Linked DNA regions of Homo sapiens: region 1 is linked to region 2. Evidence: chromatin loops called from intact Hi-C (ENCODE). Cell type or tissue: gastrocnemius medialis. All regions are shown on one strand. Links, peaks and the distances in the headings refer to the core of each region. The heading gives the core; the rest is flanking DNA. Region 1 overlaps CEP85 (centrosomal protein 85). Region 2 overlaps CNKSR1 (connector enhancer of kinase suppressor of Ras 1).

Region 1 (4,384 bases), core at 236-4,235, 73 kb after region 2:
CCCAACTGTGTACTAGAGTTCCCTTTTCTCTGCATCCTCTCCAAACTTGTTATCTTTCATCTTTTTTTTTTTTTTTTTGAGATGGAGTCTCACTCTGTCGCCCAGGCTGGAGTGCAGTAGTGCGATCCTGGCTCATTGCAACCTCCACCTCCTGGGTTCAAGCGATCCTCCTGCCTCAGCCTCCCGAATAGCTGGGACTACAGGCGCGTGCCACCATACCTGGCTAATATTTTGTATTTTTAGTAGAGACAGGGTTTCACCGTGTTAGCCAGGATGGTTTCGATCTCCTGACCTCATGATCCCCCCTCCTCAGCCTCCCAAAGTGCTGGGGATTACAGGCATGAGCCACTGCGCCCGGCCTCATCTTTTTCATCATAGCCATTCTGACAGGTGTGAGGTGGCTTGCCCATATTTTTAAAGAGTTGCTTAAGGCCGGGCATGGTGGCTCACACCTGTAATCCTAGCACTTTGGGAGGCTGAGGCAGGTGGATCACTTGAGCCCATGAGTTCGAGACCAGTCTGGGCAACATGGCGAAACCCCATCTCTCCTAAAAATACAAAAACTGAGGTGGGAAGATCACCTGAGCCTGGGGAGGTCGAGGCTGCAGTGAACTGTGATCACGCCACTGTGCTCCAGCCTGGGTGACAGAGTGAGACCCCATTTCAAAAAAAAAAGTTGTTTAATGAGAAGGTCGTAGCTGATCTATACTTACATAATTCTGGGAACAATTATAGTATTTGTTGTTGTTATCTGAGTGTTCTCTGTGTTGGTTGCTGGGGAGAAAAAGAAACAAGTTGGTAGTCGCTCTTCTCCGTGGTAGATATGCTTGATTTGGGAACGAGTACTGAATATAGTTGAAAAGAGAAGAAATTGGTATTCCTTATTTCCTTATTCAGTTTTCTGCCTGCTGAAAGCAATAAGTATGTTACCTCACATTCCTCCCTTATTGTTTGCTTGCAGTAGTCCCCCTCAGAGTAGTACTTGAAAGTTGGAAATAGGTAGAAATGTGAACCTTGTATAGTAGGGCTAATCAAGGGTTGTCTCCCAAGACCAGGCAGGAGCCAAAGGAAACACAAATTCAGTCTGAAGGAAAAGTTAAAAAAAAAAAAACACAGTTGGGTACACACAAGGGGGCAAGTGAAAGGCAAAATATAAAATAGAGGATTTCAGTGTGTACCCAATTGAGAGTGCTCACTGTGCTAGAGTGAAACCTGAGAGTTACTAAGAATAACTTCACATATCCAGGCAGTCAGGTTTGGGGTATGGGAGAGAGAACAGAATCCTGCCTCAGATGCCATACTCCCTGTCCTGCATACTGAGCAAGACTGTCTAGTTCGCTTCATTCTTCAGATAGTTTGGACTCGTTGCTCACCTTCCTGGGGGAGCTTTTGGAGGTCGCAGAAGATTCTGGTGACTCTTGGAAAGGATATTTTTATTAGATTTGATTATAGCTGAGAGTTGTCCAGCTTCCAGAAGAGTAGGACCTAACTCATTTTCCTTAAGTAAGTAATTTGTTTTAAAGTTTAAATTTTTTAAAAAACTTTTTAAAAGTTTTTCAGCTTTGTCTGTTGACTGACAAGATTTTTTTTATTCCAGTACAAAGGACTAAGTTAAAAGTGAAGTCATTATTGCCTTTTGTTAGTTTACCTTGTGAATGGCATTTGAGATCCTGGAACATACATCTCCCAGTTTGGTTGCCGTTTCTTTCTGCCTGATACTTTTGATGATGGTGCTCTCTCTGCTTGGTCTCAGGACAGGCCGAGAGCTTCTGGCATAGCATTCAAACTCAAGAAAGCTTGCTACTTCAATTTTTACTTATGGAAGACTATTCTCTCCCCAGATTTTTGCAGCTCAAGTGGCAGTCCTCCTTTCCAGCCCATCAAAAGCCACGTAACCATTCCAACAGCCCATGTGATGCCTTCTACTTTAGGGACCTCTCCTGCCAAGCCAAATTCTACACCTGTTGGACCCTCTTCCTCTAAACTCCCTTTGTCAGGGTTGGCTGAAAGTGTGGGAATGACAAGAAATGGAGACCTCGGTGCAATGAAACATTCTCCAGGCCTATCTAGAGATCTCATGTATTTCTCTGGTGCTACTGGAGAAAATGGAATTGAGCAGTCCTGGTTTCCAGCAGTGGGCCATGAAAGACAAGAAGAGGCGAGGAAGTTTGATATTCCTAGCATGGAATCTACCCTCAATCAGTCGGCAATGATGGAGACACTTTATTCAGATCCTCACCACCGAGTCCGCTTCCACAACCCAAGAACCAGCACAAGTAAGGAGTTGTACAGAGTGTTGCCTGAGGCCAAGAAGGCACCGGGCAGCGGGGCAGTGTTTGAGCGGAATGGACCACATTCTAATAGCAGTGGGGTCCTCCCTTTGGGACTCCAGCCTGCTCCCGGGCTCTCCAAGCCTCTGCCCTCTCAGGTGTGGCAGCCGAGTCCTGACACTTGGCATCCCCGAGAGCAATCTTGTGAACTCAGCACTTGTCGGCAGCAGCTGGAATTGATTCGTTTACAGATGGAGCAAATGCAGGTAGAGGTCTATCTTTCCTTGGATTTTCTAGGTTCTGTACAGTTCTTAGAATTGTAATAGCTTTTGTCCTTTGAATTTTGGCTTAAAGAAAATAGCTGTAAAAAGAAGGAAGATGTTTGTAGACAGGAAATACAGGCTTGTGAGCTGTTGGCCATTGAATCTGTTTGGTAGTCAAATTAAGCACCAGATAGGGTCTCCAAAATAGCAAAAGGTTACAAAGGAAAACCTAAAAACGTATTTATACGTCACTAGGCTAAGTACTTTCACATACAGCATTTTATTTAATCTTCATAGTGTACTAACGAGGTAGATGTAGAAACTTACCAGGTTCTTAGACTACATAATCTGTACGGGGTCATAGAGTTGGTAATTGGCAGAGCTGGGGTTTAAAAACCATCTTTGAGGCCAGGTGGCTCACGCCTATAATCCCAGCATTTTGGGAGGCCGAGGCGGGCAGGAGTTCGAGACCAGCCTGGCCAGCAGAGTGAAACCCTGCCTCTACTAAAAATATAAAAATTAGCCAGGTGTGGTGGCATGCGCCTGTAGTCCCAACTACTCAGGAGGCTGTGGCAGGAGAATTGCTTGAACCTGGGAGGCGGAGGTTGCAGTGAGCCGAGACTGCGCCATTGCACTCCAGTCTGGATGACAGAGCGAGGCTCTGTCTCAAAAAATAAATAAATAAATGTGAAAACCTTCTTTGAGCCCCTGTGTTCTCTCTACCACTTTTGTATTTTCTTTTTTTTTTTTTTTTGAGATGGAGTCTTGCTCTGTTGCCCAGGCTGGAGTGCAGTGGCGTGTTCTCGGCTCACTGCAACCTCTACCTCCCAAGGTCAAGTGATTCTCCTGCCTTAACCTCCCGAGTAGCTGGGACTACAGGTGCGTGCCAACACGCCCAGCTCTTTTTTGTATTATTAGTAGAAACAGGGTTTCACCATGCTGGCCCGCCTAGTCTCGAACTCCTGACCTTGTGATCCGCCCGCCTCAGCCTCCGAAAGTGCTGGGATTACAGGGGTGAGTTACTGTGCCTGCCTGTATTTTCCTTTTTTTGTTTTGTTTTGTTTTGGTGTGTGTGTGTGTGTGTGTGTGTGTGTTTTGGAGACAGAGTCTTGCTCTGTCGCCCAGTGGCATGATCTTGGCTCACTGCAACCTCCACCTCTCAGGTTCAAGCAATTTTCCTGCCTCAGCCTCCTGAGTAGCTAGGACCACAGGCGCATGCCACCACGCCTGGCTAATTTTTTGTATTTTTTATTAGAGACGGGTTTTCACCCTGTTGCCCATGCTGGTTTAGAACTCCTGAGCTTGGGCAATCTGCCCACCTTGGCCTTCCAAAGTGCTGGGATTACAGGCGTGAGCCACCGCACCCAGCATATTTTCTTTTAAAAAATCCTTGTGCTGCTGAAGAGTGGGAAGGAAGGGAGCAGACATATTCCCCTTCCTTGGTTGGTGAGGACATCCTAGCTCCTGGTTTGCCTCTGTTGCTAGATAATAAAAGATAACTGACCTTTTCTTAGAAACTAGAGCCTTTTTGAACAGGGAGTGTTCAGTTGGCAGAAGCCTTCCTGGCAGGTTCTTTCCAGTCATGCCTCAGAGCTAAAATTATTTCATAAACATTGGGCCTCATCAGGCTGAGCCAAGTTGGGCTTTGACTACAGACCCAGCTGATTACTGCTCAGGTGTTTTCAGGCGTGTATGGGTCAAGATCAAGCTCATCTGGGCCTACTTGCCTTTCAGCTTCAGAATGGAGCCATCTGCCACCATCCTGCTGCTTTTGGTCCTTCACTGCCCATCTTAGAGCCAGCACAGTGGATCAGCATCTTGAACAGTAATGAACACCTTCTGAAGGAAAAA
Region 2 (4,384 bases), core at 196-4,195:
TGGCAAGAACCTGCTCCAGCTCTGCCCCCAAAGCCTCGAGGCTCTGGCTGTGCGGTCTCTGGGACACCAGGAGCTCATCCTGGGCGGGGTGGAACAGCTCCAGGCCCTGGTGAGTGAATGCTGGTCACACTGGCTGCAGCTTCCACCAACCTGGGGGGTGTGATGGGGGGCTGGCTGCTGCCAGGGAGGTGACTTGCCCTCTTTCTGGCACAGAGCTCCAGGCTACAGACAGAGAACCTGCAAAGCCTGACAGAGGGACTTCTGGGGGCAACCCATGACTTCCAGAGCATAGTCCAAGGCTGCCTGGGGGACTGTGCCAAGACCCCTATTGATGTCCTCTGTGCAGCTGTGGAGCTGTTGCATGAAGCTGACGCCCTCCTCTTCTGGCTCAGCAGGTACCCGGGTTGGGGTGACGAGTGAGGGACTATTGTCATCCTTGGCCTCCTTCAGGGCGTGGGAGAGAAAAACAGATCTTGGCTCTTGTTCAGATATGGTGAGCCAGGCGTGGTGGCTTAGGTCTGTAATCCCAGCACTTTGGGAGGCCGAAGCGGGCAGATCACTTGAGGTCAGGAGTTGGAGACCAGCCTGGCCAACATGGTGAAACCCCATCTTTACCAAAAATATACAAAATTAGCCAGGTGTGGTGGTGCGCACCTGTAATCCCAGCTACTGGGGAGGCTGAGGCAGGAGAATCACTCAAACCTGGGAGGTGGAAGTTCCAGTGAGCCGAGATCATGCCACTGTACTCCAGCCTGGGCGACAGAGTGAGACTCCCTCTCAAAAAAAAAAAAAAAAAAAAAAAAGATATGGTGGAGCAGGGCAGAGGGATTAATCCACCTGTGCAGGGGCACTGGGATGCCAGAGTTCCCACCCCACCCTCCAGCTTGTAATAATCGATCTCATCAACAACCACTGAATGGAGAGCCTCCCCAACCCTGTGCACTGGCTGCTGCTTGTCCTACAGACCCCACCTCAAATGTCATCTCGGGGAAGCCTTCCCTGTTGTACACTCTCCAAGCTATACTATTAATAAATAATAAATAATAACTTATTATAAACTCATTATCCAATGTTTCATGATACTCATTACAGCCAAAGTTAAATTGATATTGATGTATGATGTCTTTACTGTCTGTTTCCCCAGTGCCTAGAACAGGGCTTGGCATGTGGTAGGCACATGACAAATAAGTCCTGTGCTAATCTCTTTAGATGTCTCAATCATCTCCTTTACTCTAAACCAAAACCCATCAGAGCAGGTATTATCCCCAAGTCTCTGAGGTGAGTAATTGGTGAGTAATTGGCTCTGAGTGGTTAAGCATAGTCCCTTAACCACTGTGCTATTCTTCCCCTGCCAGGTACCTCTTCTCCCACTTAAATGATTTCTCAGCATGCCAGGAGATCCGAGACTTGTTGGAGGAGCTGAGCCAGGTCTTGCATGAGGTAGGAGAACCAAGGGCCAGGCTTGGCCCATGCCCTAGAGACCAAGCTGGGCTAGAGCTTTTTATAACCTGTGAATCAGCCCAGGATCGAGTATGAGGATTGAGACGGGCGAGAAAGGAGGAGAGGAGGCCCTGCCACTGGGTATGGGACAATGGGGCCTGGGGTCCCCTAGCTGGCAGGGGAATTTTGACACTCAGGACAGGGAAGGAGGGGAGGGCACGTGTGGTGACTTCTGGGGGCCTGGTATCAGGGAAACGAGCCCTCTGGTTAAAACGCTGAGGCCCTGTGGTTCTGGGCAGGGGGCCAGTGTAGGGAAGGCAGGGAGGGACTGTACGGAATCCCACCCTGCCCCCAGGAGAAGGCAGTCCCCTTATGGCCCTTGCTCAGGGGAGGCCCCTGCTCTCTCATTCTACTTCCAGGATGGTCCAGCGGCTGAGAAGGAGGGCACAGTCCTGAGGATCGTGAGTCTGTGGGGTGGGAAGAGAGTGGGGGTAGGGGCGATCGGGCTCAGGCTACATAGCCCGCTCCCCTCCCCCAGTGCAGCCACGTGGCTGGGATCTGCCACAACATCCTGGTCTGCTGCCCCAAGGAGCTGCTGGAACAGAAGGCCGTGCTCGAGCAGGTGCAGCTGGACAGTCCATTGGTGAGCCCTGCCCTCCCACCTCTCACTTCTGACCCCTTGGCAGCCTTGTCTGGGCCCTGAAATAGGGTCCAGGATCCCACAGAACCCTGTGCTGCCATGGCTGGAAAGCCTTTTTTGTACAGATGCTAAAATGGAGGCCCAGAGGATTGGCCAGGGTCTCCCGTTGCTCTGCACCTCCCCAGTCCTGAGGGGCCACGCGGGTGTGGCCTCAGGTAGTGTGTTCCAGCCTTGGGATGGAGACGGGGCAGGGGCTTGGGGGCAGTTAGGAGAAAGGGAGAGGATGTGACCTTTCTTGGTTTAATCTTTGACCAGTGGGGAAGACCAGAGCCCTATCCCTGCCCTGTCCCTGCTTGTCCCTTTAGGAATGTTGCTGAGAAGCTGGTACCTCAGAAATCAGGGTCTCCAGCTTCCCTCTGGCTCTTAGCAGAGGAGAAGGCAGAGGCCCACAGGAGTAGCAAGTCCAAAGTCATACAGCAAGTCTGGGCAGGACCAGCTTGGGGTCAGCTCTTGCCACAGTTCCACCCACCATAGAGTCCTGGTGTCTGGCGGGGGTCCTGCCTATTGGCCCTGTTGCCCCCCAGCCCCCGGTGACTATAGCCTCTGCCTCTGCAGGGCCTAGAAATTCACACCACCAGCAATTGCCAGCACTTTGTGTCCCAAGTGGACACCCAGGTGAGAGCCCCACACCCTTCTCAGCCGCCCATCCCCGAGGCCTCTCACCTGCAAGCCAGGCCAACCTCAGGCCCCATTCCCCACGTCAGGTTCCCACTGACTCCCGACTGCAGATCCAGCCTGGAGACGAGGTTGTCCAGATCAACGAGCAGGTGGTGGTGCGTGAGGAGAGGGACATGGTAGGAGGTGAAGGGGTCACCGAGTGGAACCCAAGTCTGGTGGGTGGGGAGGCAACCAAGGGTTCTGACCAGGGTTGTGGGAGCTGCCTTCCAGGAGATGAGCCAGCTAAGTCTGGTGAGAGCATCCTCTGCAGAGCCCAGGTGATGGGGCCCATGGAAGCCCCCAGGAGGCTGCATGAGTGGGAGGCAGAAGTGGGAGGCTGAGAGAGAGCTCCCAGCACGAGGGTGAGAGTTGGTGGTTGCTTTAGAGCCTCCTGCCCAGGTTGATACCAGCCAGTGTTTCTGTCCCCCAGGTGGGATGGCCCCGTAAGAACATGGTGAGGGAACTGCTGCGGGAGCCAGCCGGACTCAGCTTAGTGCTGAAGAAGATCCCGATACCGGAGACCCCCCCACAGGTACCTTCCCCTGCCGCCCCCCGACCTGCCTTCAGACCCCCCCCTCCACAGGTACCTGCCCCCACCACCCCCACACCTGCCTTCAGACCCCCCCCAACAGGCACCTTCCCCTGCTGCGCCCCCCTAGCTCCCTTCAGACCCCCCCACAGGTACCTGCTCCTGCTGCTCCCCTACCCCTGTTGCCCCCCAACCTGCTTTCAGACCCCTGTCTCCATTGCTTTGTTCCTGGTTGTTCCCCAGACGCCCCCTCAGGTCCTGGACTCCCCGCACCAGAGGAGCCCATCACTGTCTCTGGCCCCACTGTCTCCCAGGTAACAGGCTCTGTCCAGGTGTGTCTTGGTGGGGAGACCGTGGGCTCATCTCATCCCCCTTGCCCTCCCCAGGGCCCCATCTGAAGACGTCTTTGCCTTTGACCTGTCTTCAAACCCCAGTCCCGGACCCAGCCCTGCCTGGACAGGTAGTCTCAAAGCTCCATGGATGCCCCGGACACGGCATCTGGGCACCCAGTTCTGACCCCAAGCCTGGGACTGGGCTCATAGACTTTCCCTCTCTCTCCTCCCTCCCTGACAGACTCTGCCTCCCTTGGCCCTGAGCCCCTGCCCATCCCCCCGGAACCCCCAGCCATACTCCCAGCAGGGGTAGCAGGGACTCCAGGGCTCCCTGAATCCCCTGACAAGGTAAGCTCAGGGGCTTAGCAAGGGGGTGGGTGGGTCTGGACCTAGATCCTTCTCTCACCCTTCTGCTGTCCTTTCAGAGTCCTGTTGGTCGGAAGAAATCAAAAGGTATGAGGTGCGCTGGACTAGGTGGGGGTTCCCCTGTTTGAGGAGCTGTTAAAAATCTTTACATGCTGGGCAAGACCACCCCCATCCTTCCCACACAGCCTCTCCTGGAAACAGCTCTGTTTCTAGGGTCAGACAGAGCTGTGCTCCCAGTCTGGGCCTCTCACCAGACTAGAGGCTAACCTGTTTGCTGTGACTGAGCAAACAGGTTAGCCTCTAGTCTTCAGTTTGCTCATCTCTAAAATAAGAAGGGTCATCCCACCTCAGAGATGACAC

Evidence for each region. Peaks named below come from ENCODE experiments on the same cell type or tissue, not always from the same donor. Only the 100,000 strongest peaks of a DNase experiment are listed, where the experiment ranks them.
Region 1: a loop joins it to region 2, with 3 times the contacts of the local background. A loop is called at or near these places in 1 of 110 quality-filtered maps.

What each region holds. Positions count from the first base shown.
Region 1 is chr1:26,253,330-26,257,713 of GRCh38, forward strand. It overlaps CEP85 (centrosomal protein 85), which reads left to right. Exons shown (of 14, transcript NM_001319944.2): 4 at 1,842-2,536; 5 at 4,268-4,384. Among named protein-coding and RNA genes, the nearest start is that of CEP85, 21 kb to the left of the region's middle. RefSeq lists a silencer at 3,995-4,195. In gastrocnemius medialis, for the core only: no CTCF peak of the experiment used is centred there; DNase peaks (open chromatin) are centred at 1,300, 2,392 and 4,192; H3K4me3 peaks cover 2,919 bases; H3K27ac peaks cover 4,000 bases.
Region 2 is chr1:26,180,502-26,184,885 of GRCh38, forward strand. It overlaps CNKSR1 (connector enhancer of kinase suppressor of Ras 1), which reads left to right. Exons shown (of 21, transcript NM_006314.3): 2 at 1-109; 3 at 214-395; 4 at 1,356-1,440; 5 at 1,860-1,901; 6 at 1,979-2,083; 7 at 2,696-2,755; 8 at 2,845-2,913; 9 at 3,228-3,329; 10 at 3,570-3,640; 11 at 3,713-3,786; 12 at 3,900-4,006; 13 at 4,084-4,111. Among named protein-coding and RNA genes, the nearest start is that of CNKSR1, 5.2 kb to the left of the region's middle. RefSeq lists an enhancer at 1,569-2,070. In gastrocnemius medialis, for the core only: no CTCF peak of the experiment used is centred there; DNase peaks (open chromatin) are centred at 1,460 and 2,020; H3K4me3 peaks cover 1,686 bases; H3K27ac peaks cover 4,000 bases.